2 separate regions of the Homo sapiens genome follow, and region 1 is linked to region 2. A link is a loop called in an ENCODE intact Hi-C map of the cell type or tissue named here. Cell type or tissue: heart left ventricle. All regions are shown on one strand. Each heading gives the region's core, and the rest is flanking DNA. Links, peaks and the distances in the headings are about the cores only.

Region 1 (16,476 bases), core at 3,369-11,368, 45 kb after region 2:
AACAAAATTCTATGTTTTAACTAAAGTCACAGCCACTAATGCATTGCATCCCTAAGAATCATTTTCTTTCTTCATGTCCTCCCCGTTCCCACACACCTACCTTCCTTACCAGCAGAAGCCTGATTCTGCTTGGGGTATCTCCCTTCTACCTGCTTAGGAAGGAGATGCACACACGCACACACACACATGCATGCATGCACACAGGCACACCCATGCAAGCACGCACACACACATGCAGGCACACCCACGCATGCACGCACACATATATGCACACCCATGCACACCCATGCATGCATGCACACATATATGCACACCCACGCATGCACGCACACACATGCACACCCACGCATGGACGCACACGCACACACACCATGCATGCGCACACACAGCCCACCCGCAGTAAGTAGCTGGAGCAGGGTAAGTTCACCCCAATGGGGCTTCCCTCCCCTTTCCAGTAACTAAGGAGGATGTGGCACATGGCCCCGCCTTGGCCAAAGGGAGCTGAGAGATGTCTGCTTAGTTTCCATGCCAGTAAAATAAGACATGCAGGATTGGAAAAGCCCCTCTTCTTTACTAGATATCACTGTGTCATTCGGAATGGCTGCAGCCACTTTGTGCCACAAGGGAAGACATCTCCCACGTGGCAAAGACAGCAGAGAGCAAAGATGAAAAGCACCTGGGGTCCTGGAAATGTCATCACACCTCTGAATTAATCAACCCTGGAACTGCCATACTTCTTGTTACATGAGATAGTAAATGCGTTTTTTTGTTTGTTTGTTTTAGGTAATTTTAGTTAGGTTTTCGTTAACTCACAACAAAAACCATCTTAACCAATATAACATGCTTATTTTATCAAAACATAAAGTCTTTTTTTTAGAAAAATCACCTATACATAAGTTTTCTGTTTGTGTGGGATACAAAAGTGTCTTTCCACTAGTGTGGCTATAATAAAAAAGACGAACAGCAGCAAGTGTTTATGGAGACGTGGGGAAATCAGGGCCCGCACACACTCTGGTGGGAAGAGAAAATGGCATAGCCACTTTAAAACAAACTCCAGACATTCCTCAAAAAGTTAAACAGAGTTACCATATGACCCAGCAATTCCACTCCTAGGTACATACCCAAGAGAAATGAAAACATATGTCCACAGGAAAACGTGTCTGCCAACATTCATAGAAACACTATTCATCATAGTCAAAAAGTGAAACAACCCAAATATCCATCAACTGAGGAATGGATAATCAACAAAGATAAACAAAACGCAATGGAATATTATTCAGCCATGAAAAGGAAGAAAGCACTAATACATGCTACACCATGGGTGAACCCAGAAAACATTAGGCTCAGTGAGAGAAGCCAGTCATGAAGGGCCACATATGATGTGATTCCATTTTTATGAAATGTCCAGAACAGGCAAATGCAAAGAGACAGAAAGCAGCTTAGGGGCTGCCAGGGGCTGGGAGCACTGGGGGTGGCAGCTCGGGTGTGCCGGGCTTCTCTGTCGAGTGAAGAAAACGTCCCCAAATTGTCTGTAGTGATGGATGTCAAAGTATAGGAACTGTACACTTAAACTGCTGAATTGTGTGACATGTGAATTACATCTCAATAAAGCTTTCTTTTGTTTGTTTTGTGTTTTTCTTTTTGACACAGGGTCTCACCCTGTCACCCAGGCTGGGTGACAGGTGAATTACATCTCAATAAAGCTTTCTTTTGTTTGTTTTGTTTTGTTTTTGTTTTTGACACAGGGTCTCACCCTGTCACCCAGGCTGGAATGCAGTGGCACAATCTCGGCTCACAGCAACCTCCGCCTCCTGGGTTCAAGTGATTCTCCTGCCTCAGCCTCCCAAGTAGCTGGGATTACAGGCACCCACCACCACGCCCAGCTAATTTTTATATTTTTAGTAGAGACAGGGTTTTACCATGTTGGCCAGGCTGGTCTCGAACTCCTGACCTCAAGTGATCTGCCTGCCTCAGCCTCCCAAAGTGCTGGGTTTACAGGCCTGAGCCACCGGGCCCAGCCTCAATAAAGCATTTTTTAAAAAATGAAATGTTGGCTGGGCACGGTGGCTCACACCTGTAATCTCAACACTCTGGGAGGCCAAGGTGGGGGTATTGCTTGAGGCCAGGAGATTGAAACCAGACTGGACAACACAGTGAGACCCCATCTCTACAAAAAATTCAGAAAGTTTAAAAATTAGGTGGTGCACACCTCTAGCTCCAGCTACTCAGGAGGCTGAGGTGGAAGGATCACTTGAGCCTGGGTGGTCGAGGCTTCAGTGAGCCATGATTGCACCACTGCACTCCAGCCTGGATGACAGAGTGAGACTGTCTCAAAAACAAAAACAAAAACAAACAAACAGGAAATGTGATAGAATCAGTGGCAATCTCTGTGTTTCTGTTATTAACATAGCCAAACTGAGCCGCCTGCTAGTTATCAGAAACCCAACAAGGAACGACCCATATTCCTGTGACTTCTTAAGTAACTACTTAACTTGCGCATTTATGATACTCATATCAACTTCAACTCCCGGCCTTCTAACTGGTTTAGCTACAGCCAAATAAAGTACACATTTTTAAAAGTCTTCAGACGCCTGTCTCTCCATTTACCCATTGGTGCCTTAGGTATAAACAGTGCTGAGTGGTGGCACTGGCTGGCAACACCCAGAGGCTGAAAGGGAGGACACTGGAAGCTGGACGCAGTGGCTCACGCCTGTAATCCCAGCACTTTGGGAGGTCAAGGTGGGCAGATCGCTTGAGGTCAGGAGTTCGAGACCAGCCTGGCCAACATGGCCAAACCCTGTCTCTACTAAAAATACAAAAATTAGCGGGGCATGGTGGCGCATACCTATAATCCCAGCTACTTGGGAAGCTGAGGTGGAAGAATCACTTAAGCCTGGGACGCAGAGATTGCCATGAGCCGAGATCGCACCACTGCACTCCAGCCTGGGCGACAGAGCAAGACTCTGCCTCAAAAATGAAGGAGAGAGAGAAGGCACCAGGTTCCAAAAGAGAGCCGCACCAAGTGTGTGCACCCAGCCCCCAGGAGCCCTCCGTAAATGTGTGTTAAATGAATGTGTGTGTGAACACCATCAGCTGAGGTGGTATAGAAAAAGCAACTCCTGGTCAGAGCAGGGAGGAACTCATCTAAAGGGGAGGCTCCCAAGAGCTGCAGCAGAGGGTCACCAAAGGAGGGGAACTCCATGTGGGATTCCAACCCTGACTGGTTACATGGAAGTGAACAGGACCTCGTCGAAGAGGGAGAGGTCTGCGTTGCCTCCAAGCAGTGCTTCTTGAAATGGTATCCCCCCAGCAGCCGCCTCAGTATCACCTGGGAACTTGCAGGAATGCACATTCTTGCCCCACCCTGGACCCGCTGAGCCAGACTCTCTAGGGTGGGGCCCAGACGTCTGTGTTTTGACTCAGATGACATCGGTGCAGGCTCGAGAGTGAGCTACTCTTCCAGGGACAACCAGTGTGGTCCTTCCACCCATGCGTGTCCAGGGATGACCAGTGGGTGCTGGTGTTCAGGGTGGTGTGCGGACATCCATTCATTTATTGCATAATTATTAAAAAAAAAACAACACTCGCTGAGTATCTACTGTGCCCTAAAAAATGAGAAAGACTCCGCTAATGTGTAGGCAGTCAACCAGCCCTGGTCAGCGTACTCACAGGTAGGCAGACGGCCGCGCGGAGAGCACCAAGGGGCAGAAGGATGCTGCTTGGGGGTGGGGAAGGTGGCGACGCAATGAAAACAGATGAAGGACAAGGAGAAAAAAAATCAAGTGCTGCCAGACACTGGCACAAAGCTGGAAGGGAGGTCACATCTATCGAGGGGGAGGAGGGCAACACAGGAGGAGAAGAGACAGGGAAACCGCCTCTCCGGTGCCTTCCACAGAGGGTCCATTGCAAGCAAGTGGAGAATCAGCCACATGCCATGTACTACGTGGCAGGGGTGGCAGCCCGAGCCCTGAGATCGGAGAGCCTATCCCATGTGACGCATGTCAGCCACACATCACCCAGGCCTGTGATGAAGGACAAGCGCACGCTCCGCTCTGATGACACGCGCAGCTGGCACGGACCCAGGAGGGATCATGGACGTGAGGAGACGTCAGTGTCCAAAGAGGGCCCATCAGCCCAGAGAAAGTTGACACAGAATCATGAAACATAATCTACTTAGGGGACAGCTCACTCTCAGCACCAGTACAAAATGTAGATTTTATCCATTAATACTTCCATAATTAGCTCAAAAAAATTGGACTGTGTTTTTTATTTTTATTAATTTTTTTAAGACAGGGTCTTACTCTGTCACCCAGGCTGAAGTGCAATGGCATGATCTTGGCTCACTGCAACCTCTGCCTCCTGGGTTCAAACGATCCTCCTGCCTCAGCCTCTCTAGTAGCTGGAATTACAGGCATGCGCCACCACGCCCGGCTAATTTTTGTATTTTTAGTAGAGATGGGGTTTCACCATGTTTCCCAAGCTGATCTCAAACCCCTGACCTCAGGTGATCCGCCCACCTAGGCCTCCCAGAGTGCTGGAATTACAGGCGTGAGCCACCACGCCCAGCCCTCCAAAGCTTCTTCATTCTCCCCTAATCAAGGTGCTGCTCCTTCTTCAAATCCTGCCATCCTAGGAGCTCACCTGAACCCTATTCCATTCTGATACTGCGCCCTACATCCCAACAAGTTATGTCTTTTACCTGCATTCTATTAATGTGAAATCCACTCTGGCTTTCTTGGTGAGCGTTTCTACATTTACCTGCACCCCTCATGAAGCAGGGAGTTTCCTCTTTTATGGTGAGGTTTTGTTTTGTATGGAGATTCGTTTGTTCTGTAACATCTCCTTCTTTAAGAACAAGGAAGGCCGGGCACGGTGGCTCACGTCTGTCATCCCAGCACTTTGGGAGGCTGAGGCAGGCAGACTGGTTGAGACCAGGAGTTCGAGACCAGCCTGGCCAACACAGCAAAACCCTGTCTCTATTAAAAATACAAAAAATTAGCCACATGTGGTGGCACATGCCTGTAATCCCAGCTTCTTGGGAGGCCGAGACATGAGAATTGTTTGAACCCAAGAGGTGGATGCTGTAGTGAGCTATGATCACATTGCTGCACTCCAGCCTGGGCAACAGAGCGAGATTCCATCTCAAAAAGATAAAAAAAAAAAAAAAAAAAAGAAGAACAACAACAGCTAAGAGTTTGGCAGAGTTTACTCTGCACAGTTCAGGGAGGGCACTGAGTCTGTGGGCATAAACACTCAGTCCCTCGTGGGATGTGCTGGATCAAATCAGATCCTTTGCTCAGATACTACAGTCCTGAAGCAATCCTGTTACTATTTGCTCGGATACTACAGTCCTGAAGCAATCCTGTTACTATTTGCTCGGATACTACAGTCCTGAAGCAATCCTGTTACTATTTATTTTCTTTCTTTCTCTCTCTCTCTTCCTTCCTTCCTTCTTTCTCTTTTCTTTGTTTCTCTTTGTTTCTGTCTCTCTCGCTCTCTCCCTCTCTTTCTCCCTTTCTTTCGTTTCTTTCTTCCTTTCTTCTTCTTTTTTTTTGTTTTTTTGCGACAGAGTCTCACTCTGTCACCCAGGCTGGTGTGCAGCAGTGTGAGCTCAAGCAATGCTCCTGCCTCAACCTCCCCAGTAGCTGAGACTACAGGTATGTGCCACCATGCCCGGCTAACTTGTTACTATTAATGAGGCCTCACAGATACCTTGATCTCATGGAGGAACTGCCTTGGGAAGTAGATATTAATATTCCAGCCACTGGAAAAGTACATCATATTCCCCAAAGTAACTTAATACACTGGCACCTGCTTTATACATCGGTCTCATGGTCAGCATGAATCACAACTCCTAAACTCACACAGTTCTGAAGACTGATGGAAATGAAGATTCTGGTTTGTTTTTGTCTTTGTTTTAGATAGGGTCTTGCTGTGCTGCCCAGGCTGGAGTGCAGCAGCATGATCTCAGCTCACTGTAGCCTCAACTTCCCAGGCTCAAGCGACCCTCCCACCTCAGCCTCCAGAGTAGTTGGGACTACAGGCACGTGCCACCATTCCCATCTAGTTTTTGCATTTTGCAGCGACAGGATTTCACCATGTGAACCAGGCTGGTCTTGAACTCCTGAGCTCAAGCGATCTGCCCACCTTGGCCTCCCGAAGTGCTGGGATGACAGGCATGGGATTCCAAACCAAGATTCTTAATCTCAAAATTATGAACAAGATCCTGAAGCTCGGTGATCACCTCAGGATCTCTGTCCCTCCTAAGAGGCTGTAACAGCACCGTCCACCTCATCCCTCTCCGCTCCACAATCTACAAAATCTCTATGTCCAATCTTATCTTGCCAATCTACAACTGTCTTGTACTACAATATACTCTAATTGTTAATGTTGGTCTGGTAGGTTCGCTTTTCATAACAGCTTTATATAGAGAGAATTCATATACTGTGTAATTCTCTCGTTTATAGTTTATAATTCAGGGAGGTTTCGCACACAGAGTTGTGCAACCATCACCATAGCCCATTCGAGAACATTTTCATCACCCCGAAAGGAAACCCCATCCATACCCATCGGCGGTCACCTCCCATTTCCCTTCAGTTTCCCCAGCCCTGGCCATCACTAATCTACTTTGTGTGTATGGATTTGCCTGTAGTTCTAGAGTTCCTAGAAATGGAATCATATAAAACGTGGCATTTGGGTTTTTGTTTTGTTTTGTTTTGAGACAGAGATTGCTCTGTCACCCAGGCAATCTCAGCTCACTGCAACCTCCACCTCCTGGGCTCAGGTGATCCTCCCGCCTCAGCCTCCCGAGGGGCTGGGACCACAGGTGCATGCCACCATGCCTGGCTAATTTTTGAGTTGACAGGATTTTGACATGTTGCCCAGGCTGGTCTCGAACTCCTGGGCTCAAGCGATCGAAACGTGGCCTTTGTGGTCTGGCTTTTTTCACTGGGCATGTTTTCAGTATTCGTCCACGTTGTCACATGTATCAGAACTCCATTCCTTTTTAAGGCTGAATCGTATGCTATCCTACAGAGGTGCTACGTTTTGTTGATGTGTTACTTGTTTTGTTTATGTGTTCATCAGCAGACAGGCATTTGGGCTGTTTCCACTTTTTGGCAATTGTGGATAATGTTGCTATGAACATTCCTATAAGTTTTTGTGTGGATGTGTGTTTTTCACCTCTTAGGCACAAACCCAGGAGTGGCATGGCTGGGCCCTACGGTAGCTCCGTGCTTAACCTTTTGGGGACCTGCCAGACTGTCTTCTGCAGCAAGTGAACCATTTCACGTTCTCACCAGCCGTAAAGGGGAAAGTCTGGGAGGCTCCCGAGACAAGACCATGGTTTCTTCGTGCTCACATCTTCAACCTCCAGCAGGTACTCCAAAATTTTCCACCAGTGCCTGCGTGCCAAGGTGGCTTCCAAAGAGAGAGCAAATCAAGCCTGGCCACAGGGGACCAGGGCACTTCCCAGAACAGTCCTCTCCCTGGTGGGATCCTTTTGTTCCCTGGAAAAGCCAACCCCCCTTAATCCTGGGTAGTTTTACCTACCCACAGGCTTGAATTACATCCTAACAAACAGTAAACCACACTTGCTGGGACTCCGTGGGCCCGAGGGCTGCTTAACAGCTTGGCAGGCATCCCCGGCAGCCACTGTGACCCAGCTGCCCTACAGGCCATTCCAAGCTCCCCCAACAAGGGCACTTTTCAGGTGAACTCATACAAATGTGTGCCGAGCGATACCCCTGACTTGGAGGGGACTCCAGCTGAGGTCAGCCCTGGAGCAGGCCCCCCACGCCCTATGGATACTTCCAAGCCCAACTTAGCAAATACAGCTGGAGGCGTCCAACCTCACCCAGTTGTTCAAGGAGGGACCTTGCCCCTTCCTTTGCCTTTAAGGATGAACAGATTTTTTTTCTACTTAGAAACTCAATGTGTTCCTCTTCTATCCTAAACACTACTGATGTTCGGTAATGCAGACATGTTTACATGCTATTTCTTGTTTTAACAACATGAAAACAAAATAAAAATGAACTATGAACTGATGACAGTGTTTGGGAGTTGAGCTTTTTCTGTGGCCAACGCTGCTTTTAAAAACGTTCTATATTAAGGAAGTGCTGTGGGAACACTGCTGGCCGTGGAAACCGTCCCACCTCCCTGTGCTCCGAAGCCAGCCAGCAGGCAGAGTCCTGGCTGGGCACGAGACGCTCAGGGCTCACTCGACCCCACGGAAACCAGAGGGAAGCCTAATTTTATCACGCTGTATTTAGACGGTGTGGATTCATTTGAACAAGGAAGTTCCTAGAGTTGTTGAGATTTTTTTTTTTTGGTCAATGTTTAAATACTACTTTTTTTTCAAGCTTGCCCTAGATACCAACTGTTTATCTAACACACAATTCCAGTGTTGCCAAGCCTCATGCCAATTTGAAGGGAACAGCCAAAACTTATGCATTCATATAAAAAGAGTCTCTAGGCTCTTATATCTACATTATAATTTTTATCCTAATCACAAAACTATTCCGAATGGTAGTGAACAAAGTAATTATTTCAATCAAGAAACATAATGGCCAGCCACATCTATGACCAAATTGACCTAAGCTTTCAGATGTTTTCCAAAACATCGGACTGCCACAGGTAACTTTTTACAGGGTCTTCATATAAGTTCCTATTTTATTATTTTATTTTATTTTATTATTTTTTGAGACAGAGTCTCACTCTGTCACCCAGGCTGGAGCGCAGTGGCATGACCTCGGCTCACTGCAACCTCTGCCTTCCAGGTTCAAGCGATTCTCCTGCCTCAGCCTCCCGAGTAGCTGGGATTATAAGCACGCGCCATGATGCGCAGCTGATTTTTCTATTTTTAGTAGACACGGGGTTTCACCCTGTTGGCCAGGCTGGTCTCGAACTCCTGACCTCAAGTGATCCTCCTGCCTCAGCCTCCCAAAGTGTTGGGATTACAGGCGTGAGCCACTGCACCCAGCCCAAGTTCCTCATTTTAAAAGTGGCAGAGGTTTGTCAAAAAGTTAAACAGAGTTACCGCGTGACCCAGCAACTCCATGCCCAGGTATGTGCCCCAAAGAACTGAGAAAACAGATACTCAAACAAAAACGTGTACACGAGTGTTCCCAGCAGCACCATCCACAATAGCCAAGAGGCAGAAACAACCCTAATGTCCATCAATGGAAGAATGGAAAAACAAAATGTGGTTTATCCATACAATGGAATTTTATGCACCCATAACAAAAAGGAGGTACTACTCCATGCCACAACATGAATGAACCTTGGAAACATGCTGAGCGAGAGAATCCAGACACACAAAGCCACGTATCCTACGATTCCAAGTATAAGAAACGCCCAGACTCGGTAAATCCTGCAGATGCAAAGTGCAGCACAGCGGCTGCCAGGTGCTAGGGCTTGGGAGCTGGGAAGTGGCTGCTTAGTGGGTGTAGGGTTTCCTTCTAGGGGTGATGAAAACGCTTCGGAATTAGACCCAGGGGATGGTTGCACAACACTGTGAATGTGCGATATGCCACTGAACTGTTCACCTTAAAAATCATTAAGTTATGTGAATTTAGCTTCAATTAAAAATAAAGCAGGCTGGGTACTGTGGCTCACGCCTGTAATCCCAGCACTCCGGGAGGCCGAGGCGGGCAGATCATCTGAAGCCAGGAGTACAAGGCCAGCCTGGCCAACATGGTGAAACCCTGTCTCTACTAAAAATACAAAAAATTAGACAGGTGTGGTGGCGGGTGCCTGTAATCACCGGTACTTGGGAGGCTGAGGCACGAGAATTGCCTGAATCCAGGAAACGGAGGTTGCAGTGAGCTGAGATCGTGCCACTGCACTCCGGTCTAGGCAACAGAGCAAGACCCTGTCTCAAAAAACAAACAAACAAAAGAACCAAGTAGGAAGAAATGTGGCCAGTTCCTCCTGGGCAGTGTTGTACAGAACACACCAAATTTCTACAGTGACTCCTACCAGACGTTTCTTGGGAAAGTAAGCAAAGTCCTTTCCTGAAATTCTGGTAAATTTTCATAAAAATCAATACTTCCCTAATTTAACATTCACATTTTAGCTTACAGTATAACTAGTTATAGAATTGTTCATTAATTCTAATTGACTTTCGATTATACAATCTAATATCTAATTTCCATTTTCTATTTCTAGTACATAAGCAAAAGAAATGCCCTTTTGGTCTTATGGAAAACGTGTCCTATTTAATAAGACACAAATTTGATTCAAATTTCTCTTTCTCCTCCTCCCCCTTAATAATACACTAAAAATAACTGTAATAACATCTTACACATCCTGAACGCCTGTACCTAGCAACCTCACTTACTCAGACTATAGCTGACAACTAAAAACCTGCACAAAGGCTGACTCCTTAGCCCTTTCCATCAAACGATATCTGCAGGCTGAACGAGCTTAATTACTTGTTGGTTTGGTTTTTTAATGTAACGAAGTAAAAACCAGGAGCAAATGTGATACAGGAAAGCACACCAACAGCTACATACATGGATAGCAAAAGAAGCCAAAAAAATTATTTTTTAAAATGTAAGAACTGGAAAAACAGAATGATCTCAGTTTTTTTAAAAAAGCAAAGATTCCTATTTTTATAGAGAAATTGCTATATTAGTAAAAGCCAAATAACAAGAGGCAAAAATAACTGAGTCATCAAGAAAATTACCTCTTATTTGGCACAGTCCATTTTTATGAAAGTGCTTTATCTATTTCAGAAACATAAAATCAAATGTTTGAATTGGTTAAAACAGAAAATTATCTGATTGATTAAAAGAGAAAATCCTCTGCTCTTCAGAAAACTCAACCATCCAGAAAGTGCTATCACTGACATTTATATCTAACAACATGGCAAATGAGGTTGGTTTCATATTCAACCATTTGCTGTCCCCGAAGCTCTCTATTAAGGATCTGGCTGATCAGAAAACTTAATATTTAATCAACCTAGAGCAGGCCTAGAAAAGAGGCTACTGTTTAAAAACAAACAACTGATTATATAAAACATTTACATCAAATTATAATTCAGTATTAAATCTCATGGAATCACGCCTTTCAGGAAAACGTCTGGACACTAGTGAAAATGAAATGGCTAAATCTCAATCAAAGTATATTATTAAGTAATAAAAGATTTTATCATTCAACTTTTTTTTTGTCTCTACATAAAAAAAGTATTTTTGTCTCTACAAAAAATACAAAAATTAGTCAGTCGTGTTGGCATGCGCCTGCAGTCCCAGCTACTCAGGAGGCTGAAGCTGGAGAATATCACTTGAGCCCAGGAGGCGGAGGCTGCAATGAGCTGAGATCACGTCACTGCACTCCAGCCTGGGCGACAGAGCCAGACGCTGTCTCAAAATAATTAATTAATTAATTGTTTAAAAAATCAAAGAATAGCTTAAAATTATTACTAAGCTAAGAACCTTGCTGCTATTACTTGTTCAGGAAAGCTCCACACACCATAGGCAGTGGTGCTAAATGCAACAGAAGCCTTAGTGCGAACTGGAACTTCTCCCAGGAGTCTATGGAATTGGAAACTTAATAGCTACTAAATACAGTAACATCATGACTGGAGCTATGAAAGCAAACATTTCCATTTGAACTTCAAGTGGCAGAAGGGACAAAGTTGATACCTTAGACTCATCAGCCCTGAAAGTGTTCCTAATCACAATTTCTTTCAGGAGCCAGAAAGAACACAGCGTTAATTATGTTAATCCAGCTGAGACGTTCACTATGAAATGTGTGTTAGAGAAAAGTCCTTTGAAATTTCTTATTTGCATGGTAGTTCTGAAAGTTTTTAACCTCCTGCAGTTCCTGGCACACGGAGTCAGTCACTCACTTGTCCTCAGGAAGCACAGGACAGCAGCAGGTTCGGAATCACACTTTCTCTGTGTGATTTCACAACTCGGGTCTTTGTCCAGGTGAGATTCTCACTCGGGTCAGAGGGCAAAGGTATCCAATGACAACCCTGTCCTTCAGAACCAAGTAGTGTTTTCCCATCAGCCGTGCAAATCACAGCAAATGTCATGTGGCTTTCCAGCAGCCTCTTTGCTGTTTGTTGAGGAAGGATAAGAAAACCATGGAGGATTAAAATCACCACATTCAAATTACTATAAAGAAAAGGAGGCCAGGCGCTGTGGCTCACGCCCGTAATCCTAGCACTTTGGGAGGCCAAAGTGGGACGATCGCTCGAGGCCCCGCAACACAGCAAGACCCCCATCTCTAATAAGAAAAAAAAAAGGGAGAAGAAAGAAAAGGAAAAATGCAGACAAGCCAGAAAATAAAATTGAGGAGATTAATACAATATAATAATCAGGCACTGCAGATCACACCTGGAACACCGCCTCACCCAGGCAAAGGAGGAAAAGCTTTCATGTGTGCTCATCATTTGAGCAAAAAGGAAGAAAACACACACAGAAACTCAGGAGATCCAGAAGAGACACTCTGAACAAAGAAAATGGAAATGACAGGGAACCAAATGATCCACATCAGGGATTTTAAGAGGGAAATTATGCTTCTGAATGAAAAAAATAAAATCATTCAAAACTTTTTATAAATCTTTGACAAAATCCAAGAGTTTCCTTTCAATGTTGATGACATTTAATTTTTTTTTTTTTTTTTTTGAGACAGTCTCTGTCACCTAGGCTGGAGTGCAATGGCGCAATCTCAGCTCACTGCAACCTCTACTTACCAGGTTCAAGCGATTCTCCTGTCTCAGCCTCTGAGTAACTGGGATTACAGGTGCGCACCACCATGCCCGGCTAATTTTTGTATTTTTAGTAGAGACAGGGTTTCGGACGTTGGCCAGGCTGATCTCGAACTCCTGATCTCAGGTGATCCACATGCCTCAGCCTCCCAAAGTGCTGCGATTACAGGCGTGAGCCACCGCGCCCAGCCCTCTAATTTCTAATTACAACATCTAAGGTAGACACTTTCCAGATGCATTAATGTGGGGGACAACTAGAGGACTAACACGTCCCCTTGCACACTCAATATAGGGCCAGTAGATCCAGAAGCTCACCGTCAAGAGCAACAAGAGCAAGCAAGTCCTTCCTCAACAGAATCATCGGTAAGAACACTGTCAGTCCAGGATTCACTCAGTCCTACGAGTGAAAAACTTGCCAACACAGTGAAATTCATTTTACTGGCAACTAACCTTCCAATCTCTCTCTAAAATAATGTTCACATGGGAACTGAAGCACATTAAAAAAATAATAATTATTCACTTCACATTTTCTCCAAGCCATTTCAAAAGTGTTTCTCAGACTTTCAAAATCAAACAGGATTCCCAGACCAGGCACCATGGGTCACGCCTGTAATCACAGCACTTTAGGAGGCCAAGGCAGCTGGATTGCTTGAGCTCAGGAGTTCAAGACCAGCCTGGGCAACATGATGAAACCCCATCTCTACAAAATACACAAAAATTAGACGGGCATGATGTTGCATGACTATAGTCCCAGCTACTCGAGAGGCTGAGGCACAAGACTCACTTGAACCCAGGAGGCGGAGTTTGCAGTGAGCTGAGATCACGCCACTGCACTCTACCCTGGGTGACAGAGCAAGACTCTATCTCAAAAAAAAAAAAAAAAAAAAAATCAAATGGGGTTCCTCTAACGATACCCTGCTTTATTCAGGAAACGTGATCCTCAGGAAACCATGTGTAAATTATACTTCTAGAACTCAATCTTACGTATTTATATTTAAAGGAAGTAAAGAATCTTTTATGAAGTTACAAATCTCACACACGCCCTGCAATTTAGTGGCTCTATAAATCGGAGCTTCCCTATGCTAAATGTGTCTAAATGAGAGTTCGTAGTTGAAACAAGAGGACAAAGAAAAAAACACTTTTCAAATTAAGAATGAGCACTATGTCCCAATCACGTGAGAATCTCAGCTATACTTAGACAATGGTGGAGATTTTAAGCATATCTATCTCAAACTTTATATTTTACCAATATGAAAAAAGCAGAACCAGAGAGATTAAATTATTTGCCCAAAAGTGCTTGTTAGTGGAGGAAATGTATTAAGACCAAAAGCTAATTTACAAAAACAAATTAAATTTTCAAATAAGATCATGCTATAAAAGTGCTTCCCTTTCAGAAACCACCCTCACCACACCCAGTTTTTAGGCAGCTCATTCACACACACAAAAATCACATTAATGAACATCAGAAGCAGTGGCCTTTCCTTATGGGAAAAAGAACTCATTTATGAAGTTCCAGAATGCGATGCAATCCACACTTTAAATAGTAACACAATAGGGTACGAACTAACTGAATCAACATGCAATAAACACTTTCACTTAAAGTGTCATAGCCTTAATGGTATATTGCATTTAATATCCATACACAAGGAAATAAATCACACGCATGTGGGGTTTCTTCCTTTCTCCAGGCTAGAGTGTTAGAAAATGTAGTTAATATTTCCCAAACAACTCAAACACGAAAATAAATGATTCAAAAGCTGCTTTTTCCCCGCTTTGGAAGGGGGAAAAAAAAAAGAACAGATTTTAATAGCATTACATAAAAATCCTGGAAATTATGCACAAAGACTACCCTGGAGCTTTGCCAGAAACAGGCATGCTGGTTTTCCATGTGTATAAATGGTAATCAAATAAGAATTACCAGGAGCTACAATATTATTAAGATAAATATACTTCTTGAAATCTCCATCTTACAAAGCTTAAAAACAATTGCCAGAACTAGGCCGTTCAACCCCACATTTCCTGGGCCTCCCCTAAGCACTCAGTCCTCTGTGTTTCTGCCCTGCGCCCCACGCCCTCAGCGCAGCACCTCGGAGCCCACAGTCCCAAGCTGTCCACACTCTGGCGCCCCTGGGCCCATTCACATTCCCAGGCACCATGCGCTGGTCAGCCCTCTCGGCCACCACCTTTGCTAGAGCCTATCAAGACCCTCCGGAGCCTCTATTTAATGAACCACTCAGTCATTCCAGCAAAGCGGTTACTGCCTTTCCTCTACCTGGAGGCTTGTTCTGTGTAGATGTTTGGGGTGTGGTTTCACACATAACAGGGTACTCACATGTGGAGTTACATATATATATATATATATATATATATATATATATACACACACACACACTATATATATGTATAAATACATATGTACATATATATATATATATATATATATATTTTTTTTTTTTTTTTTTAAGACAGAGTCTTGCTCTGTCATCCAGGCTGGAGTGCAGGGGCGCAATCTCAGCAACCTCCATCTCCTGGGTTCAAGAGATTCTCCTGCCTCAGCTTCCCGAGTAGCTGGGATTACAGGTGCCCACCACCATGCCCAGCTGATTTTTGTATTTTTAATAGAGATGGCATTTCTCCACGTTGGCCAGGCTGTTCTTGAACTCCTGACCTCAGCTGATCTGCCTGCCTTGGCCTCCCAAAGTGCTGGGATTACAGGCATGAGCCACCATACCAGGCTTATATTTACTTATTTATTCATTCATTTATCAGCAAATATTATCACACATATATTATATGCCTGGCTATATTCCCAGCGCTAGGAACACAGCAGGAAGTAAAACATGGAAAATTCCTGCTCTTAAGATGCATTCCAGTGGCGTGGAAACAGATTATAAACAAAATTAAGTCAAATACATATGATGCAAGCTGGAAAAGAGAGTGGCTGGCCCATAGCTCCAGGAGGCACTGTTGAAAGCAAGGCTCCTACTAAGGGAATTCCTGGAGTTGGGCCTTCTGGAATGTTCCACAGCGGTCCTGAGGGATGGGGTTTGCTGGGCTGGGGGAGGACTCCTCAGTCTGCAAACATGTCATCTACGTTTTGGTTTGGGATTTTTTGTTTTGTTTTGTTTTTGTTTTTGGTTTTTTTTTTTGAGACAGAATCTCACTCTGTCACCCAGGCTGGAATGTAGTGGTGCAATCTCAGCAACCTCTGCCTCCCGGGTTCAAGTGATTCTCCTGTCTCAATTTCCCGAGTAGCTGGGACTACAGGTGCACGCCACCAAGCCCGGCTAATTTTTGTATTTTTAGTAGAGATGGGGTTTCACCATGTTGGCCAGGTTGGTCTCAAACTCCCGACCTCAGGTGATCCGCCCGCCTCGGCCTTCCAAAGTGCTGGGATTACAGGCATGAGCCACTGTGTCTGGCCTGTAATATTCATTCATTTATTCATTCATTCATTCAGCCAATATTATCAGGCATGTATTATATGCCTGGCTATATTCCCAGCACTAGGAACACAGCAGGAAGTAAAACATGGAAAATTCCTGCTCTTAAGATACATTCCAGTGGCGTGGAAACAGATTATAAACAAAATAAGTCAAATACATATGATGCAAGATGGAAAAGAGAGTGGCCGGCCCATCGTTCCAGGAGGCACTGTTGAGAGCAAGGCTCCTACTAAGGGATTTCCTAGAGTTGGGCCTTCTAGAACATTCCGCAGCTGTCCTGGGGGATGGAGTTTGCTGCAGGACTCCTCAGTC
Region 2 (16,476 bases), core at 4,633-12,632:
TTTCCCGTGATCATGTGGTCAACCCTGGTCCTTCAAACTTCTTTCAGAACTCACACACACACCACGTCCCCTTATGAGTTTTGAGCAGAATGCTTTTTCTTTGAAAGTCTGTATTCAACACCCCCTTTTTATTTATACAAACTTGGAGGGTATGTGAGAAATTTTATGGCATGTATATAATGCGCAGTGATGAAGTCAGGGCATTCAGGGTGCCCATCACTCAAATACAATACATTTTGGTTTTGGGGTTTGTTTGTTTTTTTTTTTTTTTTTTTTGAGACAATCTCGCTCTGTCACCCAGGCTGGAGTGCAGTGGTGCAATCTCGGCTCACTGCAACCTCCGCCTCCCAGGTTCAAGCAATTCTCCTGCCTCAGCCTCCAGAGTAGCTGGGATTACAGGCACCCACCAACCACCCGGCTAATTTTTGTATTTTTAGTAGAGAAAGGGTTTCGCCATGTTGGCCAGGCTGGTCTCGAACTCCTGACCTCAGGTGATCTGCCTGTCTTGGCCTCCCAAAGTGCTGGGATTATAGGCGGGAGCCACCATGCCCAGCCACAATACATTTTTTGTTAGGTGAGAATATATATAATATTAGAATAATATTACTCTGCTCTCAAGCCTTGAACTTATTCCTTCTACGTTACTGCATGATGGTACCCTTTAACCGACTTCTCTTGACCCTTCTCCTCCCCGCCACTCACCCTTCCCAGCCTCTGTTACCCTTCTTGCCACTCTCTACCTCCATGTGATCAAACCTTTTAGCTCCCACATATAAGAACATGCAATATGTCTTTTGTGTCTGGCTTCCTTCACTTAATGACTTCCAAGCTGGGCATGGTGGCTCATGCCTGTAACTCCAGAACTTCGAGAGGCCAAGGTGGGACAATCGCTTGAGCCCCAGGAGTTCAAGACCAGCCTGGGCAACATAGTGAGACCCCATGTCTACAAAAAATAAACAAAATTAGACAGGCATGGTGGTACATGCCTGTGGTCCCAACTACTCGTGTGGCTGAGGTGGGAGGATCATTTGAGCCCAGGAGGTCAAGGCTGCAGTGAGCTATGATTGTGCCACTGCACTCTAACCTGGGCAACAGAGCAAGACTCTTCTCTAAAAAATAAAAATAAAAAATAATCATAATAATAATGACCTTCAGTTCCATCCATGTTATTGTAAATAACAGGGTTTTGTTCCCCTTGATGGCTGGACAGTATCCCACTGCATATACATATACCACAGTTTCTTTACCCATCCATTCGATGATGGCCACATTGATTCCATACCTTTGCTATTGCCAACATTGCTGTGATGAACATACAAGTGCAGGTATCCCTTTGATAGATCGATTTCTTTTCCTCTGGGTAGATATCTAGTAGTGGGATTAATAATAGCCATTGTGCCCAGTAAGACCCCACTTCTTAATATTATTCTCATATAATTCTAATAGCCATTCTGACTGGCATAAGGTGATATTTCCTTCTGGTTTTGATTTGCATTTCTCTGTGATGAGTGATGCTGAGCATTTTTTATTGTAATGCTCTTGACTAACTGTGCCACGTTTACAACTGTCTTTGAGCGGAGACCTGTACTACAGAGTCCTACACAGGGTTAAGGAGGAGCATCAGAAGGCAGTGAACAGACGTGAGGCCTATCAGCTGGTACTAGAAAAGAGACAATCCATTTAAGGCTTTGACTCATTTTTGAAACCTATGTGCTATGGTCTAAATGTCCCCCAAAATTGACGTGTTTAAACTTCATCACGAAGGGATGGTATTAAGTGGGGTCTTACTGGCACAGTGGCTCAACACCTGTAATCCCAACAGTTTGGGAGGCTGAGGTGGAAGAATCACTTGAGTCCAGGAGTCCAAGACCAGCCTAGGCAACACAGCGAAGACTCCGTCTCTACAAAAACAAAATTGTTTTTAATGAGCCAGACGTGGTGGCACACGCCTGTGGTCTCAGCTACAAGGGAGGCTGAGGTGGGGGGATCGCCTGAGCCCAGGAGGTCCAGGCTGCAGTGAGCCGTGATTGCACCCCTGCACTCCAGCTTGGGCGACAGAGTACGATTCTGTCTCAAAAAAAAAAAAAAAGGCAGTGGGGTCTTTAGGAGGTAAGGAAGAAGTCATGAGTGCTCCACCTTCTCAAATGGGATGAAGACCCTAATACGAGAGGGCTTAGGGGTGAGCAACCGCATGAAAGGCCTGAGGGAACGAGTCCGTAGCCTTTGCTCTTCTGTCATGTGAGGACATGGCACCAGACACCCAATGCCAAGGCCTCGATCCTGGACTTCTCGGCCTCCAGAACTGCCTCCAGAACTGTAAGAAATAAATTTCTATTGTTTGGAAATCACCCAGTTGCAGGTATTTTGTTGCAGCAGTAAAACGGACTGAGATACCGTGTCGCTGTACACTCTTTGCAGTATGAAGTCAGCATGGTTTCAGTTGAGAAAAGAGGAACAGAGTAGTTGGGTCTCATCCTCACAACCCTGTTTCTCTCCTCTCTTCTCTCGGGGTCATCACTCCCCAACCATCCAAACCAGAAGCCTCCAGGTCACTTTCTTCTCCTTCCTTTCCCTCACCATCAAGCCCTGCCAAGTCTCGCTGTGGAATCCACTACTTTCCTTCCACTCCCACTGCCTGAACCCTGAATGTCTCTCGGGCCCCAGCAAAGAGCTTCCAAACCATTCTCCAGGCTTCCAGTTTCTCCTCTTCCAATTCATCCTCCATTATATTATCACCCCATAAGCCTTGCTCTGAAACTCGTAATGCTTGCCCTTTTATAAAAATAATAGCAACAACATCTCCTACAACTAAGATTTAGAGAATACGGATTATGTGTCAAACACTGTTCTAAGCACCTTACACGCATTACCCTCACAGTTAACCCGCACCAGTCTGTGAATAGGTACTACTACAAACTCCTGCTAACAGAACAGAGCAGAGACTCTAACGTGGCATGCAAAGTCTTTCACTACCAGGCCCCAAGCCCCTTTCCACCCCCATCTCCCATGTCCTCCATCTTTGCCGCTTCCCCACGTACTTGCGGTGCTGTTTCTCAAACACCCACCCCTTTCTGTGTTACACGCCCTCATGCCGTTTCCTTGCCATTTTAGGTGTTCTGCTACTGTTTTAATTCTTGTCTTTTTAAGTGTTCCAACGACACTTTAAAAATGCTTTAAATGCAGGATTGCAGGCCAGGTGCGGTGGCTCACGCCTGTAATCCCAGCACTTTGGGAGGCTGAGGCAGGCAGATGTTCTGAGGTCAGGAGTTCGAGGCCAGCCTGACCAATAAGATGAAACTCCATCTCTACTAAAAATACAAAAATTAGCCAGGCACGGTGGCATGTATCTGTAATCTCAACTACTCGGGACGCTGAGATAGGAGAATCACTTGAACCTGGGAGGCAGAGGTTGCAGTGAGCCGAGATCGCACCATTTCATTCCAGCCTGGGCAACAAGAGTGAAACTCTGTCTCAAAAAAAAAAAAAAAAAAAAAAGCAGGATTGCACCCTTGAAAGTTAAAATTTTACTTTTGCTGAAAGGAACAATTGAGGTCAGGTGCAGGGACTCACGCCTGTAATCCCAGCCCTTTGGGAGGTCGAGGCAGGCGGATCGTTTGAGCTCGGGTGTTCAAGACCAGCCTGGGTAACATAGTGAGATCCCATCTCTACGAAAAATGCAAAAATTAGCTGGGCATGATGGTGCACACCTGTAGTCCCAGCTACTTGGGAGGCTGAAGTGGGAGGATCACCTGAGCCCAGGAGGTAGGGGCTGCGGTGACCCATGATTGCACCACTGCACTCCAGGCTGGGTGGCAGAGCAAAACCCTGTCTCAAATCCAAAAGAAAAGAAAACAAGAGAAGAGAAGAGAAGACCATTGAGCTTAACACGCCTTTTCATATAAATAACTCCAATGGCGGCATTCATCTAGGCTAAAATTTTGGTTTCTGAGAACAAATCATTTTGCTAATAATTCAGTGGACATTTATACTCAAAGATAGGCAGAGCCCCTAAATCTGCAGGTGCATGAAAAATTCAGGTGTAGGGACATTACACTACACAATTACCTCAGACTAGGGTAGTTTGTTGCGGTGAGGTTGGGTTTTTCTTTCCTTCCTTTTAAATTTTTACTTAATCAAGAAAGCTTCTTTTAAGACAAACACTTGGTGAGGTGGCCAAGCACTATCATATTTCCTGGTTTCCTCTTCTTCTTTACTTAACAAAGAACTGCTCATTAAAATGACATCTTCTTAATTTTTTTTTTTTTTTTGAGATAGAGTCTCGCTCTGTCACCCAAGCTAGAGTGCAGTGGCGCAATCTCGGCTCACTGCAATCTCCACCTCCTGGGTTCATGCGATCCTCCCACTTCGGCCTCCCGAGTAGCTAGGATTACAGGCAGCCGCCACCACACCTGGTTAATTTTTGTATTTTTAGTAGAGACGAGATTTCACCATGTTGGCCAGACTGGTCTCGAACTCCTGACCTCAGGTGATCCACCCGCCTTGGCCTCCCACAGTGCTGGTATTATAGGAGTAATGACATCTTTAAACTCACATCTAAGGAGTGTCTACTGAGTATAAGACATTGATTCCAGGTTAAATAAAGTATCTACACGAGTCTTTTCACCTATTGACTGAACTGTCTTTAATAATCACACTTGTGTAGTACTTTTCATTTCCATTACCTCATTTGATTTTCCAACGAGACAGGTGAAACAATTCTGCTTCCAGTAGACATGGGAGGGTGGAAACAGCAGGGCCACTACTTACCTGTAGTAGTCAGTTTTAAGTTGAAGGTAAATACCCCTTCAAAATTTCTGGATGGAAAAGACCACAGGAGATAAAGCAGAGAATCAAAGCCCAGGGAGGAAAATCATATAGGGGACATTAAAGACCAGCAGGGTCATAAGACTTCCCAAGAAATGGCATATTCTAGAAATAGAGCAAGGAAGCCACTCCACACTCATCCTTCTCTGAATTTCTACCCTTATTTTTTCCTTCTAAAGAGCTAGACTTGGGCTGGGCATGGTGGCTCACGCCTGTAATCCCAGCACTGTGGGAGGCCAAGGCAGGTGGATCACCTGAGGTCAGGAGTTTGAGACCAGCCTGGCCAATATGGTGACACCTCCGTCTCTACTAAAAACACAAAATGTAGCTGGGCGTAGTGGTTTACGCCTGTCATCCCAGCTACTTGGGAGCCTGAAGCAGGAGGATCACTTAAACCCAGGAGGCAGAAGTTGCAGTGAGCTGAGATCACTGGGCGATCGAGCAAGGGCGACAAAGCAAGGCCCCGTATTAAAACCAAAAAAAAAAAAAAAAAAAAAAGAGGCTCTTTCTAAACTTTTAAATCTATTGCTAAATTCAAGGAAGACTTGATTGCAGTAGCATTTAACTCTGGAATCACAAATAAAGTACTAGCAAATTCCATCTTCATATACTACTGCTTTAATGCCAAGCTAATACTTAAAAAAGAAAATGGGCAAAGAAAAAGAAAAAGTTGATGATTCATGAGTCTAAACAATTTTTTGTTTTTATTTATCTGATTTTTTTTGTTTTTTTTTTTTTTGAGACAAGGTTTCACCGTGTTGCCCATGCTGGAGTACGGTGGAGTAATCACAGCTCACTAAAGCCTCGATCACCTGGGCCCAAGCCATCTTCCCACCTCGGCCTCCCAAGTAGCTGGGACCTCAGGGATGTGCCACTGCCCCCAGCTAAGTTTTTTTTTTTTTTTTTTTTTTGAGACGGAGTCTTGCTCTGTCGCCCAGGCTGAAGTGTACTGGTGTGATTTCGACTCACTGCAACCTCTGCCTCCCGGGTTCAAGCAGATCTCCTGCCTCATCCTCCTGAGTAGCTGGGACTACAGGCGTCCGCCACCACTCCTGGCTAATTTTTGTTTTTTTAGCAGAGACGGGGGTTTCACCATGTTGGCCAGGCTGGTCTCAAACTCCTGACCTTATGATCCATCCACCTCAGCCTCCGAAAGTGCTGGGATTACAAGCGTGAGCCACGGCGCCCAGCTGACTCAGCTGTTTTTAAATTCTTTTGTAGAGACAGGGTTTTCCTATGTTGCACAGGCTGGTCTCAAACTCTTGGGCTTAAGCAATTCTCCCGCTTGGCCTCTCAAAGTGCTGGGATTACATGTGAACCAGCATGTCTGGCCTTCAATTCATTTCTAAAAAGAGAGGAAAAATATATGGCTTCTTCCCCGCCCCATTGTTATTTGATTCAATTATTTACAAAATGAATTCTTAGGATATTTTGCATTTTTATTTCCTTCTGAAAAATCAGTTTTTACACCATGACCTTAATCTAGCTAATTCTGTTAAAATAGGATTTAATTTTAGATAAGTTCCCAGAGGACCTGCATTCCATTCAATTGTTGGTTGAACTATATTTCCTAGTGACTAGGATTTATAAATATTAATTATCTGAAAGAGTGGAAATGAACATATAGTTATTTTTAGAATATACTGTGATAACAACAACAAAAAATCCTGCAAAACGGAGCTAGACCAGCGCTGACATGAAAATCCAACAGCCACCTGGCGAACTCTGTGTTCCAAGAGGTTTTTATTTACAGTGTAGGATGTGACTTTACCTATAAAATGCTTTCTGGCTGCCACTCCGTTTGGACGATTCCGGTTTTGGTCTGCTAACTTATCAACTGTATGATTTGGGCAAGTTCCTAAACTTCTCTGTGCTTCGTTTCTCCCCTTTGTAAAACAGGACTAAAAATATTAAAACTCGGCCGGGCGCAGTGGCTCACGCCTGTAATCCCAGCACTTTGGGAGGCCGAGGCGGGCAGATCACGAGGTCAGGAGATCGAGACCATCCTGACTAACATGCTGAAACCTCATCTCTACTAAAAATACAAAAAATTAGCCGGGCGTGGTGGCGGGCGACTGAAGTCCCAGCTACTTGGGAGGCTGAGGCAGGAGAATGGCGTGAACCCGGGAGGCGGAGCTTGCAGTGAGCCCAGATGGCGCCACTGCACTCCAGCCTGGGCGACAGAGCAAGACTCTGTCTCAAAAACAAACAAACAAAAAATTAAAACTCTTCCCTGTGGGGTTGCTTTAAAAATCGTATAATGTGTTATATGTAAACATAAAGCATTATAACAAGACAGAGGAATACACCACTGGAGCAAAATCAGAAGCGGTTCCCTCGTTTTTTCACAATGTGGAGTCTGGCCCGGCGCGGTGGCTCACACCTATAATCCCAGCACTTTGGGAAGCCGAGGCAGGAGGATCACTTGAGGTCAGGAGTTCGAGACCAGCCTGGCCAACATGGTGAAACCCCATCTCTACTAAAAATACAAAAATTAGCCAGGCATGGTGGCACGTGCCTGTAATCTCAGCTGCCCGTAATCTCATCTACTTGGGAGGCCGAGGCAGGAGACTCACTTGAACATGAGAGGCAGAGGTTGCAGTGAACCAAGATTCCGCCACTGCATTCCAACCTGAGCAACAGAGCAAGACTACATCTCAAAAATAATAATAATAAACAATGTGGAGTCTTTTATTCTTTGCCTAGAATTTTCTGTGCATTGCTGGAATGAGTATATCCAGAATTCATTCCAAAGTTAATTAAGAAAAGTACAGTTAGGCTTTGGTAAAACAGTCTGCCAAAATTTAACAAAAAAGAGAAGGAGAAGAAAAGTTCATTAAAAAATAACATCACTAGGAACTCTGCAACCTTGAGTGGGGCACTTAAGTGCCACAGACCTCAGTTTCTTCCTTTTTTGTTGTTTTTTTATTTTTGTTTTCTAGGCAGACATTGAATGCTAGTTTCTTCCTTTTTAAAAAAATGAAATAGCTTAACTAGAACCATCTAAACTACAAAGAATCTTTTTAAAATTCTAGGCCAGGCACGGTGGCTCATGCCTGTAATCCCAGCACTTTGGGAGACCCAGGTGGGCGGATCACCTGAGATCAGGAGTTCGACACCAGTCTAGCCAACATGGTGCAACCCCATCTCTACTAAAAATACAAAAATTAGCCAGGTGTGGTGGTGTGTGCCTGTAATCCCAGCTACTCCGGAGGCTGAAGCAGGAGAATCGCTTGAACCCAGGAGGCGGAGGTTGCAGTGGGCTGAGATCGCACCACTGCACTCCATCCTGAGCAACAGAGTGAGACTCCATCTCAAAAAAAACAAAAAAACAAAAAAACAAAAAAAAAATTCTAAAACACTAGGTTTATGAAGTAAATAATAAAATTCTGTGATAGGACGGAGCCATTTTCTTCCAGGCTATTTACCAAACACAGCAAAGGAAATCAAAAAAAGGCTTCCCATATAGTAAAACTTACATTTTGGAGATCTGGATTTCTCCATTATAAACCTATGGAATCAAATCATTTAAAATCTAGTTACCAGAGAAACCTCGGTTTAATATTAACAAACATACTTCCTTTAACCACGAGCCACTTTAATGTATATCAGTTTTATCTCTGGAGCTTCATAGATCCCAACAGAGAAGGCTGATCTATTTTCAGAGAAACATAGCAAGAGAGTGTCACTTCTGAACCATTATACATTTAAACAATCTCTCTACATGTAGAGCCTGCATCTAAATCCCAGCAATTTTTCAGGACCTAGCTCTGAGGCCACATCAGCACTCCAGGCAGGCGGAGGGACTCTCCACCCCGCCTCTTTTGCCCCCAGAAAATAAATCTTTCCCCAGACCAACAATCCACTTCCCGGCCTCACAGCAACGGGCTCCCGGCTCCCGCACGTGACTGCCAACTCTTTACGAGATGAGGCTGTGCTGGCTCGGTATGGTTGATAAGACAAGCATGCAAGAAATATTTATTAATGCAAACTCGTATAAATTCGTATCATCTGAGTTTATGGGAATGAGGATAAATCACAAAAGCATTATAAAGTGAGGCTTTGGACAAAGTCCTGAATGGAAGAGTCTAGTACCATTTTTAGAGCCTCTTTTGTTTTTTAAACTCCTTTTACTATCATTCCCAGCCTTGGTAGACACTTGACAAATATTTGAGGGGAAGCTGAGGACAAAGAGATGAAAATAAAGTGACTGCTATGAAAAAATGAAAGCCCAGGTAACAATAAACAGTTTAATCTCTGTTTAGTTAGGAAGGAGCCAAACGCGGCTGGGCACGGTGGTTCACGCCTGTAATCCCAGCACTTTCAGAGGCCAAGACGGGCAGATCACAAGGTCAGGAGTTCGCGACCAGCCTGACTAACATGGTGAAACCCTGTCTCTACTAAAAATACAAAAATTAGCCAGGTGTGGTGGCGTGTACCTGTAATCCCAGCTACTCAGGAGGCTGAGGCAGGAGAATTGCTTGAATCCAGGAGGCTGAGGTTGCAGTGAGCTGAGATCGGACCACTGCACTCCAGCCTGGGCAACAGAGCAAGACTCTGCCTTAAAAAAAAAAAAAAAAAAAAAAAAAGAGCCAAATAATTTTGCCTCCCAATTTGCTGCATCCATCCAAGAGGGGAAGATGGTCTCAGGCAGTAACTAGCTTTGAAAACCCTTGTGAATTTTTTGAGATAGGGTCTCACTCTGTTGCCCAGGCTGCAGTACAGTGGCGCGATCTTGGCTCACTGCAGCCTCGACCTCCTTGGCTCAAGTGATCCTTTCACCTCAGCCGCCCGAGTAGCTGGGACTACAGACATGCACCACCATGCTTTTTTTCTTTCTTTTTTTTTTTTTTTTTTTTTGTAGAGATGAGGTTTCATCATGTTGCCCAGGCTGGTCTTGAACTCCTAGGCTCAAGCGATCCTCCCATTTCAGCCTCCCCAGTAGCTGGGACTACAGTTGCATACCACCACACCTGGCTAAACTTTTTTTCATATTTTTTGTAGAGTTGGGGGTCTTCCTATGTTTCCCGGGCTGGCCTCCAAATCCTGGGCTCAAGTGATACTCCTGCCTCGGCCTCCCAAAGTGCTGGGATCACAGGTGTGAGCCACGGCACCAGGTCTGAATTTGTGATTCGTGTTAATGACGAACCTGAGCTGAGCCTTAAGTATCTGTCCGGAGTCGCAGAAGCAATCAGCACAGTGCCCAGCACTGAACCACGGCACACAGTGCCCAGCACTGAACCACAACACCCAGTGCCCAGCACTGAACCATAGCACATGCGCATTCCCCCCACGCCCCCGAACTTATATTCGTCACCATATGTTGTGCAGATCCACGAATGGGCAGAGTCACAATTCTCACATGAGCTTTGTAAATAAGGAAAAACTGCATGGGCCAGCACACGTTGCTTGTGTGTGTGTGTCCTAAGCACTGATGACAAATGCAGAACCAACAACATTCCCACTCATCCAGAGGAAATCGTGAGTTCTCAATGAGCAGGCTGGGAGTAGCTTAGTAGTCATTTCCAAAGCACTGTGAAACTTGTCTACTTCATGAAAAAGTACTGAGGCTGTTTTACAGCCCTTTAACTTAAATCTAGTAATTGTGCCTATCAGAGTTCTGAAGAAAATAAGACTCAATAATCTAAGCTACTAGTTCACGCAGATCATCTTAAAGCAAGATTTTCCACAGACCTCACATATCGAGGTGACATGATCCTTTTCTAAAATGAAAGAGCTTCGCTAGAGCCCAGAAGTTCGAGACCAGCCTGGGCAACATAAGTGAGACCCCGTCTCAACAAAACAACAAAAAAAAAGTTTTTTTTTTAAATTATCCAAGTGTGCTGGCATGCACCTGCAGTCCCAGCTACTTGGGAGGCTGAGGTAGGAGGACTGACTGAGCTCTGGAGGTCGAGGCTGCAGTAAGCTATAAGTACGCCACTGGACTCCAGCCTGGTCAACAGAGCAAGACCCAATCTAAAACAAAAAACAAAAAACTACGAAAACATATTCCACAAAAAAGATTTGTACATAAGGACTGTATATAAGATTGTTTCTAGGCAGACATTGAATGCTAATTTCTTCGTTTTTTAAAAAAAATGAAATAGCTTAACTATAACCATCTAAACTACAAAGTATCTTTTTTAAGTTCTAAAATATTAGGATTTATAAAGTAAATAAAATTCTATGACAGCATGGAGCCATTTTCATCCAGGATGTTTGGACACCCTTCTCCTTTTTTTGAGACTCCATCAAAGAAAGAAAGAAAAGAGAGAAAGGAAGAGATAAAAAGAAAGAGAGAGCTAGCTTAGCAAAAATCATCTAAACTACAAATTATCTTAATTCTAAAATATTAGAATTTATAAAGTAAATAAAATTCTGTGATGTGGTTTCTCTAGTTAAGGGCCTGGGGGACTTACACAGCTGTTACGAAGACATTATTTAAAAAAATCTTCAGTTCTCCCTGGGGGGCAATTGGATTGACAATTGCAATTCCTTTGTAACCAATGGGCTTCTGTGTGAGCTGTTAGACGCACACTGGTATTCGTTCAAGATGGAAAACCAAACAACATGGACACAACCCATGACAGCCTTCAAAGTTCTGTCTGCATGACCAATCAGGTCCTTTGGTTGAAATCCATGACCAATCAGGTCCTTTGGTTGAAATCCATGACCAATCAGGTCCTTCGGTTGAAATCTATGACCAAGCAGGTCCTTGGTTGAAATCCACGTTGGCCAGGCTGATCTCGAACTCCTGACCTCAGGTGATCCGCCCGCCTCGGCCTCCCAAAGTGCTGGGATTACAGGCGTGAGCCACCGCATCCGGCCAGAGTGTGTTGTTTTCTCATTGCAGTCCCTAACTTGCCCTGAACCCTCCCTTACCCAGGTAGCCACGAAGCATCTGGTGACTGAGGCCTGGGAGTGAGCCCTGGAGGTTCTGGCTGACGCTCTGCCGTGACCCACTTGGGGCTTCTGTGACGTCCCCTTCAGCCTGACAAGAGGACCCAGTTCTCCTCTGTGCTCACCCTGAACAAAACAGGTCCTAGTCTGGGAAGGGCGCCAAAGAGAGATCTTTTCACTGGTTTCTGTTCCCTGTCATTTTTGGGGGAGGGTGGGCTGGGGAACACAAACACCCAATAATTGGAAATTGTCAGACATACAAAAAAGAAATGTAATTAGTCATAAACCCTATTTTAAGGTTATATTTGCACTGCCATTTTAAAATGAGAAAACACTAATAACATTAAAATGAAGTCTTTGTTAAAAGTAACCATGCATTGTTCAAATTTCCATTTGTTCTTTGTTTGACAATGAAAAATCATTCTAAATTAGTTCCATACACTTACTGTGAAACACAACAGTTTATTCCTGGGTCACATTCTCCCCCTTCTGTGGTTTATATAACTTCTCTTTGTTCCGCAAATGGCAGTACAATGGCAAACAAAATAAAATGGAGTTTATTATGAAAATGGATCCATTAAGCTACCTAAGAATAACATAGCCCTACAACTCCTGCACTTGTAGAGGGACACGGGTGAGATGAAACGGACGTCAGTACCCCTGCAAGAATCACACAGATAGGCCCCTCGGTGCACCTGGAGAGGGAGGCCACAATGGCAAATAATAGGAGACACAGCGATGCCCCACTCCCTTCTTTCCCAAGAGCTGCCATTTCTGCCCTTGCTGGATAAGCTCAGTGTCTCACACAGCGTGAGCGTCCACTAGATGCTGGCTTGGACAGGCGATGCTGAGGGTTCCCATAGACGGCACTCTAGTAGGGCTGCTCAAGTCCCTCCTCACAATCCAGAGGATCTCACCTAGGCAGGGCCCATGGTCACTCCCCAGGAGAAGAGCCAGGAATGTCCCCATCAAGCAAAACCCCTGGTCTCCAGCTCACAACTCAAAACCCAAGCAAATGAAGGAAAAGCTCCTGGGACCATCAGGACTCATAACGACCAAGGGTCAGTCATGGTATCAGGAAATCGTAATCCTGGCTCAGAAAGGTTTTAAATACAGGGAAGCAGAAGGCTGGGGCAGCAAAGGACACTACTAAGAGCAAGCGACTCACAGGGCTCACCCGGAAGGCATTACAAACTGGAATTCCTAAAAGAGTGGTTGCCAAGCTCACCCAGAAGAGGAGGTCCCACTGGTCCCTGAGTCTGCTCCAAACGGCCACGCACAGCGTGGGCATCCTCTCCCCTGCTTTCCATTGCTGTACAGAACCTGACCTGGGACCAGAGAGAAGAGGGTCCAGGGAAATGCTGCTGAAGGCTTCGTCTCTGCAGTGGAGAGAAAGTCGGAAGGGGCAGCACCCACCCCTAGCTGCCCATAGATGACCAGGCACAGGCACCCACCACCGACACTGGCACAATCCCCCAACATGTTCTCAGACCAGACCAAGACCCTAGCCGAGCCCAAGGATGCTGGCTAATCAAATAGTAAACACCTTTGGCCAGATTATCCTTAAAAAGTCTCTGGAATGTCACCTTCAGTCTCTGTAGTCTACTTTCTAACATACTTCTGAGCCGAAACCACGTGAAAAGATTTTTCTTCTGACTACAAGGCAGAACAATAAAAGTGACCCTCTGAGTCAAAAACACCACATGAAACTCACCTCCCGCCTCCAACCCATCCCTTCCGCATCCTTCATGTCCACCGTCCCTTTACCAACAACCAGCTGATTCTTCCAGACTTCAAAATCTTTCAGATTAACCCAGAAATATCGATAAGGGAGGCCTTTTTCTTAGCTTATGTTGTATATGTTTTTCTGTTTAGGCTACTGCTATAAAGAACTATCCACCAGCCTGGGCAACAAGGTAAGACCGACCCTGTTTCTACAAAAAATACAAAAGTAGACGGGCATGATGGTGTACACCTGTAGTCCCTGCTACTCAGGAAGCTAGGGTGGGAGGACTGCTTGAACCCAGGAGTTAGTGGCTGCAGTGAGCCGAGATCACACCACTATACTCCAGCCTGGGTGACAGAGTGAGACTGTGTCTCAAAAAAAAAAAAAGAACTATCCCGAGAGTCCACTGTTGGGGGCCGAAGTGGGGGTGGGGACCCTTGGCTGCCATGTTCCTGGGCCAGGAACATGGACTGGATGGCCTGCATGTCAGAAGACTGGTGACATACAAGGGTCAATAAATAAAAACAGTTAATATGATAAGAGCTGTTACTGTTATTGTTAGAAAAGAGGGGCACAGCCAAGGAAAGGGGAGAAAGCTGAAACAAACCATTTGACTTGGATGGTATCATGATTTTTATATGAGATGAATGGATACATAGATACGAGCGGGACAGATGGATACAAAGAACTACAAACGCATGTGTGCCCGTGTGTGTATGTACAAACATATGTGTACGTGTAGGGAAGTACATGCATATGTTTAATTTCCTAGCTATGCCAGGCGCGGTGGCTCATGCCTGTAATCCCAGCACTCTGGGAAGCCAAGATGGATGGGTCACCTGAGGTCAGGAGTTTGAGACCCAGCCTGACCAACATGGTGAAACCCCGTCTCTACTAAAAATACAAAATTAGCCGGACGTGGTGGCGCATGCCTGTAATCCCAGCTACTAGGGAGGCTGAGGCAGGAGAACTGCTTGAACCGGGAGGCAGAGGTTGCGGTGAGCCAAGTTCCTGCCACTGCATGCCAGTCTTGGCAACAAGAGTGAAACTCCGTCTCAAAAAAAAAAAAAAAAAAAAAAAATTCCTAACTACGCTGCTTGAGAAGTCCTTGTAGCCGTAATAGCCCAGTAGCGTGAACACACCTAATACTTAGATCCTGGTTTCTAAAAACCACTTTCTACTAAAAGGAACCAGGGCTTATTGGAGAAATGGCTGATTCCAGGGCTGGAGCAAGGAAAGTTCCGGGTGAGCCTAGAACCAAGAACTAAACATGTGGCCGGGAGCAGTGGCTCACACCTGTCATCCCAGCACTTTGGGAGGACGAGGCAGGCAGATCACCTGAGGTTACAAGTTGGAGATCAGCCTGGCCAACATGGTGAAACCCCATCTCTACTAAATATACAAAAATTAGCTGGGTGTGGTGGCGCACGCCTGTAATCCCAGCTACATGGGAGGCTGAGGCAGGAGAATTGCATGGACCCAGGAGGCAGAGGTTTCAGTGAGCCATGATCACGCCATTGCACTCCAGCCGGGGCAACAGAGTGAGATTCCATCTCAAAAAAAACAAAAACAAAAACGAAAAAACCTGGCCAGGCATGGTGGCTCTCACCTGTAATCCCAACACTTTGGGAGGCTGAGGCAGGCAGATCACGAGGTCAGGGGATTGAGACCATCCTGGTTAACACAGTGAAACCCCGTCTCTACTAAAAATACAAAAATTAGCCGGGCGTGGTGGCGGGCGCCTGTAGTCCCAGCTACTCGGGAGACTGAGGCGGGAGAATGGCGTGAACCCGGGAGGCGGAGCTTGCAATGAGCAGAGATCACGCCACTGAACTCCCACCTGGGCAACAGAGCAAGACTCCATCTAAAAAAAAAAAAAAAAGAAGAAGAAGTAAAGATGTGCTCAAAGAATGACATGAACACATCAAAAGAACACAGGGGCCAGCTTGGAGGCGCTGCTTTTGGCCAAATCTGGGACAATCTGGGTATCGAAGCAAATGATAATGGTAATGAATTATAACCCAATGGGTAAAATAGGAGTCTATGAGTGTATTGATAGGAAGGAGAGAAAGACAGCAGGCAAGCTCCAGCTTGCAGTGGAATGCCAACTAATCAATGCAAAAGAAACAATGCAACTAGAAACATCACCATTTGGCAATGCTCATACTAATTCCCTCAGGCAAGAATCATCCCAGGATGCTAAAACAAATGGGCAAAAAGCTTAATGAGAAACAGGATATTTTCCGAGTCCCCAAAAAATCTCCCCACCAGAAACAGTACTTTTTAACTGATAATTACAAAATACCAACAAATTAATTTTACAGTGGAGAAACCTGGTAGACACCACCTCAACCAAATGATAAGTTAACTTCTCCAGAAATGGGACTGATCAGACCTGTGTGCGTTCCTGTCGTGACAACCCTGCAGGGACTCTCCTGCCAGGAACCTACCACCTGATTCTCATCATGAAGGAATATGAGACCAGCCCAAACCGAGGGACATTCTACAAAGTAACTGGCCTGTTCTCTTAAAAAAATGTCAAGGTCGTGAAAGACAGAGACGAAGGAACAGCCCCAGATTGAAGGAGACTCGAGAGCCATTGACACAGACGGCGCCTGTGGTCCTGGGCGGGCTCCGGGGCCTCTGCATTTGGTGGCATGGTGTGACAGTGCCCACGTCCTGATTTGGGCAGGTCGGTGCAGGCTATCCGGGACAGCGTCCTTGTTTTTAGGAAACCCACACAGGAGAATCTAGAGGCACTCTCTGCAGTCTATTCTCAAATTATTCCGGAAAAAAGGGATGTGTGTATGTGGAGAGACAGACAGACAAACATGTCGGAATGTTAATTCAGGGAATCTGGGTGAAGAGTATTTGGGAATTCTTTATACTGTTTGGGAGCATCTCTGTAAATTTAAACTTACTTCAAAATTAGAATATAACGCCACCAAAACCCCCTCTATCACTCACTCCGCATTCCTAGATAACAACTAGTGTGGAATTCTGTTCTTTGAATCACTAGATATCAA

Evidence for each region. A loop is a pair of places that touch in the nucleus more often than their neighbours do. Peaks named below come from ENCODE experiments on the same cell type or tissue, not always from the same donor. Only the 100,000 strongest peaks of a DNase experiment are listed, where the experiment ranks them.
Region 1: it touches region 2 in a loop (2.2-fold over the local background); 19 of 110 quality-filtered maps call a loop at or near these places.

Annotation. Positions count from the first base shown.
Region 1 is chr16:4,082,392-4,098,867 of GRCh38, forward strand. All of the region lies in intron 2 of ADCY9 (adenylate cyclase 9), which reads right to left. Among named protein-coding and RNA genes, the nearest start is that of ADCY9, 26 kb to the right of the region's middle. RefSeq lists an enhancer at 3,035-3,758 and silencers at 3,197-3,491, 11,757-12,051. In heart left ventricle, for the core only: no CTCF peak of the experiment used is centred there; DNase peaks (open chromatin) are centred at 4,040, 8,170 and 11,278; H3K4me3 peaks cover 1,117 bases; H3K27ac peaks cover 3,200 bases.
Region 2 is chr16:4,036,207-4,052,682 of GRCh38, forward strand. The region is part of intron 2 of ADCY9 (adenylate cyclase 9); the gene reads right to left. It overlaps LOC124900373 (a long non-coding RNA gene), which reads right to left. Exons shown (of 2, transcript XR_007064957.1): 2 at 14,066-16,476. Among named protein-coding and RNA genes, the nearest start is that of ADCY9, 72 kb to the right of the region's middle. In heart left ventricle, for the core only: no CTCF peak of the experiment used is centred there; no DNase peak of the experiment used is centred there; H3K27ac peaks cover 700 bases.